Linked DNA regions of Homo sapiens: region 2 is linked to region 1. The links are chromatin loops, found by intact Hi-C in ENCODE. Cell type or tissue: PC-3. All regions are shown on one strand. Each heading gives the region's core, and the rest is flanking DNA. Links, peaks and the distances in the headings are about the cores only.

What was found. A loop is a pair of places that touch in the nucleus more often than their neighbours do. Peaks named below come from ENCODE experiments on the same cell type or tissue, not always from the same donor. Only the 100,000 strongest peaks of a DNase experiment are listed, where the experiment ranks them.
Region 2: it touches region 1 in a loop (6-fold over the local background); 2 of 110 quality-filtered maps call a loop at or near these places.

What each region holds. Positions count from the first base shown.
Region 1 is chr2:151,040,466-151,045,769 of GRCh38, reverse strand. It overlaps LOC105373686 (a long non-coding RNA gene), which reads left to right. Exons shown (of 4, transcript XR_002959484.1): 4 at 1,897-1,934. Among named protein-coding and RNA genes, the nearest start is that of RBM43, 220 kb to the left of the region's middle. In PC-3, for the core only: no CTCF peak of the experiment used is centred there; a DNase peak (open chromatin) is centred at 2,099; H3K27ac peaks cover 2,054 bases.
Region 2 is chr2:150,641,902-150,647,205 of GRCh38, reverse strand. No RefSeq gene overlaps it. Among named protein-coding and RNA genes, the nearest start is that of LINC02612, 16 kb to the right of the region's middle. In PC-3, for the core only: no CTCF peak of the experiment used is centred there; a DNase peak (open chromatin) is centred at 2,735; H3K4me3 peaks cover 339 bases; H3K27ac peaks cover 2,161 bases.

The sequences.
Region 1 (5,304 bases), core at 42-5,041:
AGTCAAGGACTATCATTGCACTTGACTGTTACATAATTCTGACTGGACTGAGGCTTCATTGATGTCTTTTCATTTAAGCAGACATTCCTTAAGTGCTGACAATGGATAAGGGACTATGGTAGGTGCAAAGACGGTCACAGAGATGAGGAACACATGATTCTTGTTCCCAAGGAATCTACAATTTTTGGCTTTTCATTAGTTTCTTTTCACTAATAACTATATTAGAGAATAAGTTAATTACTGCCAGGGAAGTGAGTTTGAATTTAACTCAATTCAGAGTTAGGAAATTAAAATGCCAATTTACCATCAGTTTGCTCTTGTGCCTTGAGCAAAATTGTTTGTATCTCTAGTCTTTATTTCTCTTACTTCTAAGATAAAGCGGTTAGGCCATACAATTATAAAATATTTTTGTACTTCTAAAATTCAATGTTAAAAACTTTATGTTAAAAAAGCCAATGAGTCAGGTGCAGTGGCTCACGCCGGTAATCCCAACACTTTGGGAGGCTGAGGCAGGTGGATCGCCTGAGGTCAGGAGTTCGAGACCAGCCTGGCCAACATAGTGAAACCTTGTCTCGATAAAAATACAAAAAATTAGCTGGTCGTGGTTGCGGGCGCCTGTAATCCCAGCTACAAGGGAGGCTGAGGCAGAAGAATTGCTTGAACCTGGGAGGTGGAGGTTGCAGTGACCTGAGATCGTGCCATTGTACTCCAGCCTGGGCAACAAGAGCAAAACTGCATCTCAAAAAAATAAAAACAAACAAACAAACAAACAACCAACCAAACAAAAACCAATGAACAAAAGAAGATACAAGAATTGCTAATAAGCACATGAAAAGATGTTCAAAATCTTTAGCCATTAGGGAAATGCAAATTAAATTTCAGTGGGATATCATTTCACATCCACTAGAATGGCTATAATAAAAAAGACAATAACAAGTGTTGGTGAGGATATGGAGAAACTGAAATTTTCATGTATTGCTGGTGTGAATTTAAAATGGGGGAACTGCTTTGGAAAACAGTTTGTCAGTTTTTCAAAAATTTAAATTTACTATGTGACCCAGCAATTCCATTGCTAGGAATCTACCCAAGAGAGATGAAAGCATGTATCTACACAAAGATTTGTATGCAAATGTTCATGGCAGCATTATTCACCATTGACAAAAGTGGGAAATAATCTAAATACCCACCAACTTGCTAATGGATTAAAAAATGATATATAACTATAATTGAATACTATTTAGCAACAACAAAAAGTATAGGTAACTGATGCCTGTTACAACATGGATAAATTTTAAGTGAAAAAAGCCATATGCAAAAGAGCACATATTGTATGATTCAATGAACATTCCATAGATGATATGTCCAGAAAGGCAAACCTACAGAGACAGAAAGCAGATTAGTGTTTGCCTGCCACTGGGAGTAGAAACAGCAGGGTGGTGACTGCAAATGAACATGAGGGAGCTTTTCAGAGGAATCTAATGTTCTCAAACTGGATTTTGGTAATGGTTGCAGAACTCTGTAAATTTATTAAAAGTAATTGAATTGTACACTTAAAATGGATGCATTTTATAGCATGTAGATACTATAAATGTTATATAAGTATATCTATTTAATTTAGAGTATATATATACATATATGTGTACATATACTCTCTATATGTACATATATAGATACATACATATATATACACATATATGTATATATATACTCTAGTCTCATATGGATCTAGTAAATTTCTACATCAGTCAAAGAGAGAAAAACATCATCTACATATATATCCTTTACTCCTGTTTTAGTCTATTTCGTGATGCTATAACAGAATACAAGAGGCTGGGTAATTTATGAAGAAAAGGGTTTGTTTTTGTTTTTGTTTTTGTTTTTGTTTTTGTTTTTAAGCTCACAATTCTGATGACTGGAAAGTCCAAGATCATGGCACTGGCATTTGCTCAGCATCTGGTGAGGGCCACGTACTGTGTCAAGACATGGTAGAGACATGGAAAGGTGAGTGGGTGTATAAATAAAGCAAACACGAGGAGGAACAACCTGCTCTTGTGGTAACCAATCTAGTTCCGTGAGAGTGAAAACTCATTCCTGTGAGATGACATTAATTTATTCATGAGAAATCTGCCCCTATGACTCACCTCCCACTAGGCCCTACCTCCCAATGCTGCTACATTTAGGAATCAAATTTCAACGTGAGTTTCGGCAGGGGCATACTACATCCAAACCACAGCAACCCTTTATATTCCTTCTCTATCTATACTAATAGTTTAAGCCCTATCTGAGGGGTAAACTGTAGAACACATGACTTAAAATGAAGGTAGTTTCATAGCTCTGACAAAATGATAACACCACAAGTAACATAATAATAAAATACTTATGATTTTTATTATTTTACTTTAGTTCCAATCCTTACATTATCTGATTTAAACCAAAGGAGCAACAAGAAATCAAAGCTTGGATTAAGAAAAGCATTGATCTGAAGGGACCAAGAACCAACTCATTTGCATTCATGGAGTGTTCTTTTAGAGTACTTGCTTTTACAGATAGACTGGTCCATCTGCAGTGAACAAGCAGGCCTGTTTACGTAGCAGTTGGCTTTCTTATAGTTCTAGAGAAATATCAGTGGTTGAGATAATTATACAGTGAGACTACAGTTATTGTGGGGAAATTGCCTTGTCAAAGATGGGTGTGCAATAATGCAGTCTCTGCAAAAAGCCATGCCACAGCCTTTTCATCACTTTATTATTAACTCCATAGTTACCAATTTATCATGGTAACTAGCGTACATTTTTAAAAAATATGAAAAGGTAAAAAAAACTCAACAACTATGTAACCTCAATGTTACAAATTTTTATACCTATTAGAGGCAAATTATTCTAAATTTTTAGTATGTCTATATCATTTTAGTTCTTTCCCCTTCCTTTTCATTTTTCTTACATAACCATGGTTACCACTCATTTGCTCATGCCATGAGATATTGTTGGAGGTGGGTGGGTAAGGTAATCTGAATTATAGAGGCAGGGAAGGTAAATTTCCTTTCTTTTTCTTTCTTGGATCTTATATATGTGTCACTTGAGTTCAATTTTTCAGCATGTATCTTTTTGAGTACTAGTTATGTACCCGAATGGTGATGATTAAGAAAGACTTGGTTTCTGGCCAGGCACAGCGTCTCATACCTGTAATCTCAGCTCTTTGGGAGGCCGGGGTTGGTGGGTCACTTGAGGCCAGGAGTTTGAGACCAGCCTGGCCAACATGGTGAAACCCTATCTCTACTAAACATACAAAAATTAGTCCAGCGTGGTGGTTTATGCCTGTAATCCCAGCTACTTGGGAGGCTGAGGCATGAGAGTCACTTGAACTGGGGAGGTGGAGGTTGAAGTGAGCCGAGATTGTGCCACTGCACTCCAGCCTGGGCAGTAGAAACTCTATCTCAAAAAAAAAAAAAAACCAAAAAAGCAAAAATTTGTCCAGTGTGGTGGTTTATGCCTGTAATCCCAGCTACTTGGGAGGCTGAGGCATGAGAGTCACTTGAACCTGGGAGACGGAGTCTGGTGGGGGAAGGGGAGAAACAGAAACATAAATGATCAGCACAAATGGTGTGAAAAATACTAGATAAATGCAAACTTGGGTACTATGGGAACTAAGGGGAGAGGATACCTACAGAATAAATCATGCAACCGACCTTGTCCATGGCTTCTCTGTGAATGACTTCTAGGCCTTGATGGTTCAATTGTCTTGTGAAATTTGTGCAACGAGACAGTCTTATATCTGTGCCAAGAAGTACTATAAATTCCCATTGCTTGAAAAAATATATTCCCCATGATTGGCTGACAATTTGCAATTACGTAACTAGGCATAAATAAATATAATGTATTCATATGAAGATATAAGTAATTGTGGGAGACATAATGTTTTTAGCTGTATAAATTCTTTAGCCTTAACTGTACACATGCTTTTTGGAAAGTAGGTTCAGGTGGAGGAGAGGAAAGAAAATCTGAGGCCCTCAAATACCTTGTTAAGTGGATAAGTGGAAGCTTGTACAACAAAATAGGAATAAAGATAACTGAGAAAGGGAAATGTGCAGGAGATCACCCTAAATTATTTCACAATTTTGCTTAAGAATCTCCCTCACACTACATATAAGCTCTGGCAAGCAAAGACTATTGCTGCTTTAAGTTAATGATGACATGGCCACAGAGAGGAACTTATGGCTTCAGTCAAAGCAAACCACATGGGTAATTCACTGGCCTCTTGCACTGTTAAGAACTGTGACATCCCTTCACTGTGACGTGACATTTGTCGTCTGACCTCATTCTCTTAAAATGGTTGCTTTCCCATTGGCTTTCTGGCTTCACTCCCTCTCAGTTTGGTATCAATATACATGGACAGCTTTCTGACTCAATCAGGGCTTGTTTCTAGTGTTTTCTTTCAGAAATCTCTTTGGTTGATAACCTAATTCTGGGAATAGTAGCAGTGATTCTAGGACCCCAAGAGACAAAGCACACTCGAGATTCTAGCTCCTAGGAATCATAATAGTCAATCATTAGATTAAGATCCTATTTTCATAATTCCTTTGACAGAGTCAGTGTTTCTTAAAGGGTGATTCCTGGGCCACCTGTATCAGAAATTACCTGGTGGGGCTGATTACAACTGTAGATTCCTGATTCTCTTCCAGAGCAGAATATCTAAGTGTGGGCCCTGGGGATTGTTACGCTTGCTCAAGTTTGAGAATCTCTGGGATAGCTAAAACAGCAAAGTTCCATAGGACTATAGTGTGTGAAAAATGATTGACAAACAACAGGACCCCCTAAAGGCTCAAGAGGGTCAACAAAAAAGAGAACTTCAAGGGCCTACTGAAGCACAGAAAGAAGAGTGCAGTCTGATAGGCATCCATTGGGCTAGAAGAGACTTTTCAGAAGACAGGGAGACCAGGGTAAATACCATATATTGAAGCTGCTGTCCCAGCAATGGACGGTTTATACAGATGCCCTAGGCAGAAGTGGCTGCTGATTCCACATCAGAACTGATTTTTTGTTTCATTCTTTTGGTGTTTACTGTACACTACTGTGTACTTATCAAAGATTGTTATCGAGGGGCAGAGAAATTTGCCAGGGCTTTGCCCTCAAGAAACTTGTGATCTAGTTGGGGAGCCACTTAGAAAGGAGTCTAAAATGGGCAAATTGATGCTAAGATAACATTCAATTAAGTGGAGTAAACTCAATGAAGTTTCTCAATGAAGTGAGAAACTGCATATGTTAGTGTGTTTACAAATAGTGGTTATGGCTCTGATCATCACTGTAG
Region 2 (5,304 bases), core at 64-5,063, 400 kb after region 1:
ACTCATAGCCAGAACTCCATGAGAAAGGGCTGAAATATTCATAGCTGAAAATTTCATAGCTGAAAATACTGAAATATTTCTGAGGACTTGCTGCTGAAAAGGTCAGGAAATGGATCATCGACTCAGATCTACAAATTCGAAATTGTACTAAGTCTTGCTTTTCCCCCCACAAAGTATGGGAATACATAGAATGCCAGATGGAGCATGGGTCTGTTTCAACTACCAGCTCTCGTGGTAGTTGAAAATGGCTGTGTGGTTGCTCCACCATGGTTGCTTAGATGAGTAAAGGCTTTATTTGGAAAAAATAATGATAGTTACAGTCTCATGTAGTATCATGTTACAAGTGAAACTCATTCATTGAACACCAAAACTGTATGGTTAAATATGCTTGAAAGATTGTCTATAAAATAAAAAGGTTAACTTCACGGCTTATCTGTTCCTTATACATTGCATATCTGTACATAAAGTTTTCTACATTTAAGCTATAATGTTTTCCTAAATGTGCATCATGGAAACTGTAAATCCAGATACTTCATTCCATGTATAATTGAGATCAACCTCTGCAGAAAACTGGGACACCTCAATTATATAATCCCAGTCCAGTCCACACCATCCTTGTTATTTATAATGTCAATCTCATTCTATATTGCCCATCTCTAAAATAATAAATATCATAGGTAGTTGTCATATATAAACCTTGATGATTTGTTATTTTAATTAAAAGAATTTTAAAATGTTGATGCAAGACAACGTTGATGATTTCAAACAGAATACAATTCCTGAATAAAGCAAGCCAGAAATCTTACATGAGACTATCTTTAGAAAACAATTATTGTGATCATATATCCTCTAGCAAGTTGTTCACTTTTAATTCAAATGGTCAAGAAGTCTGAGTATCTTTTATTTCCTGAAGGGATGTATATATTTGAAATCTGGCACAACTCACTGTATGTCAGTACATTAGATATAGGGGGAAGAACAATGAAGAAAAAGAAAATATATGAAAATAGACAGATGATTTTGGGAAGCTTACATGCCTTTGGGGGAAAAGAGGTATGAAATAGCTGCTAGCACCCTTGAAAATACTGCTTATGTGCCTCATTATGCCACCTAGATTTCCAGACTGTCACATTCAATGAGGTCTTTGTGAGCCCATGATGCTAGGGCTGTCAGCCTGATAGTCTATAATTTGGAATGACTCCCACCCCTGCCATTTTGTAATGCTTCCTGAAAAGCAATGGAGGAACCTTGCTGGATATTCTCTCTAACTTCATTTAATAGAGTATTTCATGGTTTCAGTAAGAACAGCTCTGCTACTGATGCGCTGGGGCATCCAGTCATCCATTCATGCTTTTTCTTTTTTAAATAACAGGCCTCAGCATGGAAAATTGCATTTGATTCAATTCGTAGAAATTAATGCTATATATAGTGCCCCCAAATTCACCACCCTAGTTGCAACTTCTACAATCAGCCTCATCCATTCTCTCAGTTCTGTAGCCTCTCCCCTGAGATTCTGATTGCACATATTGGGCCATTTTTGGAGAGCTAGATGTGTCTTCTTAGAGAAAGTGCACATTGTCTAGGAGTGGGGCAGCAGTAGCTTAATGCATCTTGTAGTTCTCCATTGGAATGACTGGAATTCTGTGTAGCTCCAGAAGGAATAGTTAATCTCTCTTTCTCCTAACATGTGCTTCTTGATGCAGGATTGAGTGGATCTTGTTTCCCTGGAATGCCCCTAGATTCTGTCCTAGCCTTGGTTTGAGGGCAAATCACTGATGAGGTGGGGACTGGGAGACACATCTATTGAAGCTTCCAGAAGCCTGGTAGGAAGACAAGGTCAGCAAGGGAGTGAAGTACGTGATTCGGTGCCTGAAGGAATTATCAGGTGACCATGAGGGCCCTACACTATGGGAATCAGTGAGATGTGAGATCATCTACAGAGCTATTTTCCTAAAGAGGAAGAGGATGGATCACTTTCCTTCCTTCTTACAACATCCTCCCCAAGCTTCTCTTTTCTTTAGAGAATGACGGCCACCGGCCACCTACCACCCACCACCCACCTCCCTTGGAGGACTGTAGAATCAGGTATTTTTAACAAATATAGAGAAACTGTTTTGAAGATAGGGTTCATATTCTCACGTCTGATTTTGGCAGGTGTAATATATGTTTGGCAGGGGGATAAACTAGGTCTTGCATCTTTGAAGAGATGCTGCTGGGATCAAAGCAGTATGACAACAGAGGAAGGAAAGAGAAGACAAGAGAGTCTTAGTATAGCACTGAAGTCCCAGCACCAAATTATTTCGGGAACAGTATCTTCCTCTTCCTGACTGTTCTCTCAATGTGTGTCCTTGTTTTCTTGCCTCACACAAACATTCAGATGTCCTCAATGCCCTCAGTTCATTTCTGTTCCTAGCTAGCCAAGAATAATTATTTCTGTTCACATTTTCCTCTTACTATGGCCTCTCTCACATCATGAGTTTACACTATTACATTCCAAGGACTATGCACTTGATTTAGGTATATTTGCTAGGAATATAGTCCTCTCTGCTTGAAGAGAAGTCTCATTTGCTGTCCTGTGCACTCTCTCTCTCAACTTTTTCCCTCTAGTTTAGTACAAAGAATCTGCAATCTGCTTTCAGTCATCACTGTTGACACACCAGAGAAATATGACTCTAATTTTTCAAAGAAAATATGAATCACGTAGTGTTCCCCACACAGACAGTACCCTCCTCTGTTAGCTAGCTGTACAATCTAAAATTCTGAGCATTACTTTTCACACAAGCAATGGTCAGATTATTGGGACTGTACAGAGCAGAGCGCCACGGCACCAGGATATGACCTCATCTGCTCTGAGGAACTAAGTGGGGTTGAGCTGTGTCCATGTTTGGAGGGGCCTACTTCCAGTGGAGAGAAGCCCAGAAAGGGTCAGCAATTTCTCATTTTGGACAACAGCCTGCTTCTTTGATGAGAACACTTCAATTGAAAATTAAAATGCAATGATAGGCTCATTATTGTCACAGAAAACTGCTTAATAGAGAATAAACTCTGTTTTTTTACTACCAAGCAACTAAATGGCATAGAAAAAGAAACATCAACTAAATGGCATAGAAAAAAATTAATTCATGGTTCATTTTTGTGGGTGACATGGACAATGGAAATAATGGAAATAAGGTTTGTTTCCAAATCAACAACATCTAAGGTGTGTGTTATGGTCAGAACAGTTTTAGCTTGTTTTTTGTATGTGCAGTACTTTGCATGGAAATTTCCTGATGATGCCCCTGTCATTGCAAGACCTTGAATATCCTTGATTCATCCAGATAACTATTTCCAAAGCCTTCCAGTAAAATGCAGAACGATTGCTAATGAGAATTAACTATTAAACTATTGGGACGGTACTCAGGAACCAGAATATTGCATGAACCAAAGCATCCCATTCTCTAGCCCCTCAAATAAAAGGAATTTATTGTCTTTTGATGACAAGACAGAGGAAGGATATATGAAGTAGCAGAAGGTGAATATTCAAGAGCAGCACTTAAGCCTCAATCCTGTCATTACACCCTGACTAATGAAGGTTCCCGCAAATATCACTTGGACTCAACTCTCACAGTCTCTCATTACTCATCGGTTACTGCTTCGAGGCTTTTTATCTGACCCACTGTGAGGGGGATGCATTCCAAAGCTGAGAAAATTATTTCCCTTGAGCGTGTTCAGGTGGGTGGGTGAATTTACAGTTGCAGGCGTTCAAGAATGTATTGGTGACAGCAAGATTCCTTCAGGTTCATTTCAGCTGCCAAAGAAATGACTCTGCTGAATATTGATTCTGTCCTGCTTTAGGTGTTGCCCTTGGAGGCAGTCACCATCCACAAACATGCATGTAAACTCATACTCATGCATCCCACACAGCAACGGCACATTACTCTTAGATAAGGTCAGGCAGCTACATCTTCCAGGATCGACGCTGGGCAGAGAACCATTCTAGACGGTGTGTGTGCTGGGGGAGGATGGAGGGTAATTACACCGAAAATAGAGAATATGTTTTAGTAATCTGAAGGTATTGATGGTTTAACAAGAAACATAAAATTAAAGTCTACTAGTACATACAAATAAAATGGGCAATAAAATATATGCATAAACAACTGAACCAGTACAGTGACAATACTGGCATTTTTGTATGAAGCAATCCTAAACATTTTCATATGAAGAAAAAGGTAAAGAAGCATAAATTAAAAGGATAACTTGAAGAAGACCATAGGTAGCATGTCAGGCCTGACATGCTACCTTAGAAGAGATGAATTAAATCTTAGAAGAGATGAACGAAAACCTAATATTTTTCTAGTCTTAGGGGAAAGACATGAAGTCAGTGTAGTTAAGACAAATGAATTCCATGGGGCAGCCTATCCAAGATTGTTGTTCTCAAAATCCATGCAATGTTCAGAAGTATTTCTATTTTTTGGAAAATAAATTCTGGTTTCAGAAAGCAACAAACAATATTCTCTCTTAGAGATTAACAAAGAATATCAACATCTTAAGGGCCCTGAAGATTCTTCTGCAATACAGCTCTCTTAACTCTAGCTATTTTAGTTCCATGTTTCCCAACATTCTTTGATTAGGAGGGCTTCTTTTTGTTGTCCCAGGAATATTGTAGGAATCTTTACGATACAGTTGAAGAAGCAAATAGAATGGAATTATCAAAGATGATGTTGAGTACATATATCTTCCTTTTTTCCTTGCTAGGAGAACCATGGAAATACTTTTCCCAATGGCCTTAGGAACTTGCAAGTTTCTATCTTGTTCATCAACCTATCTTTAAAAAAAAATCTTTTGAGTCAAGTTAATAGGATTATTTCATTTCAAAAACATTTAGGACCTGATTGCCTTTATCAAACAAGCTCCTATAATCTTTTGAATATATTTGCTATAGTTTGCACTGAATCATCAAAAGGAAAACTGTGGTAAAGAATACATTATGCCGTCTAGAAGCATTTTACATGGAGGAGCATGAAATCAGGAACCCGAGAGATCACACTTCAAAGAACTGCAATGCAATTATGGTTCAATGTTGTGTATTGTTTTTAATGCATTCAGTTATGATACATCAAGATGAAGGTAGTTGAAATGATTTTTGTTAATCATAGCTTATCATCAAGCTGAGTTACTTCTTGTTTGTCACAGATTTGGTAATACTTGTTCAGTTGTCTCTAGTCTAAATGTATATAGGGATCCTAGTAATAACTAGCTTAGGAACTGGCTACTGGAGACAAAAGTCACAAACAATGTTTATCACTAGATTCTTTTAAAAGAGGG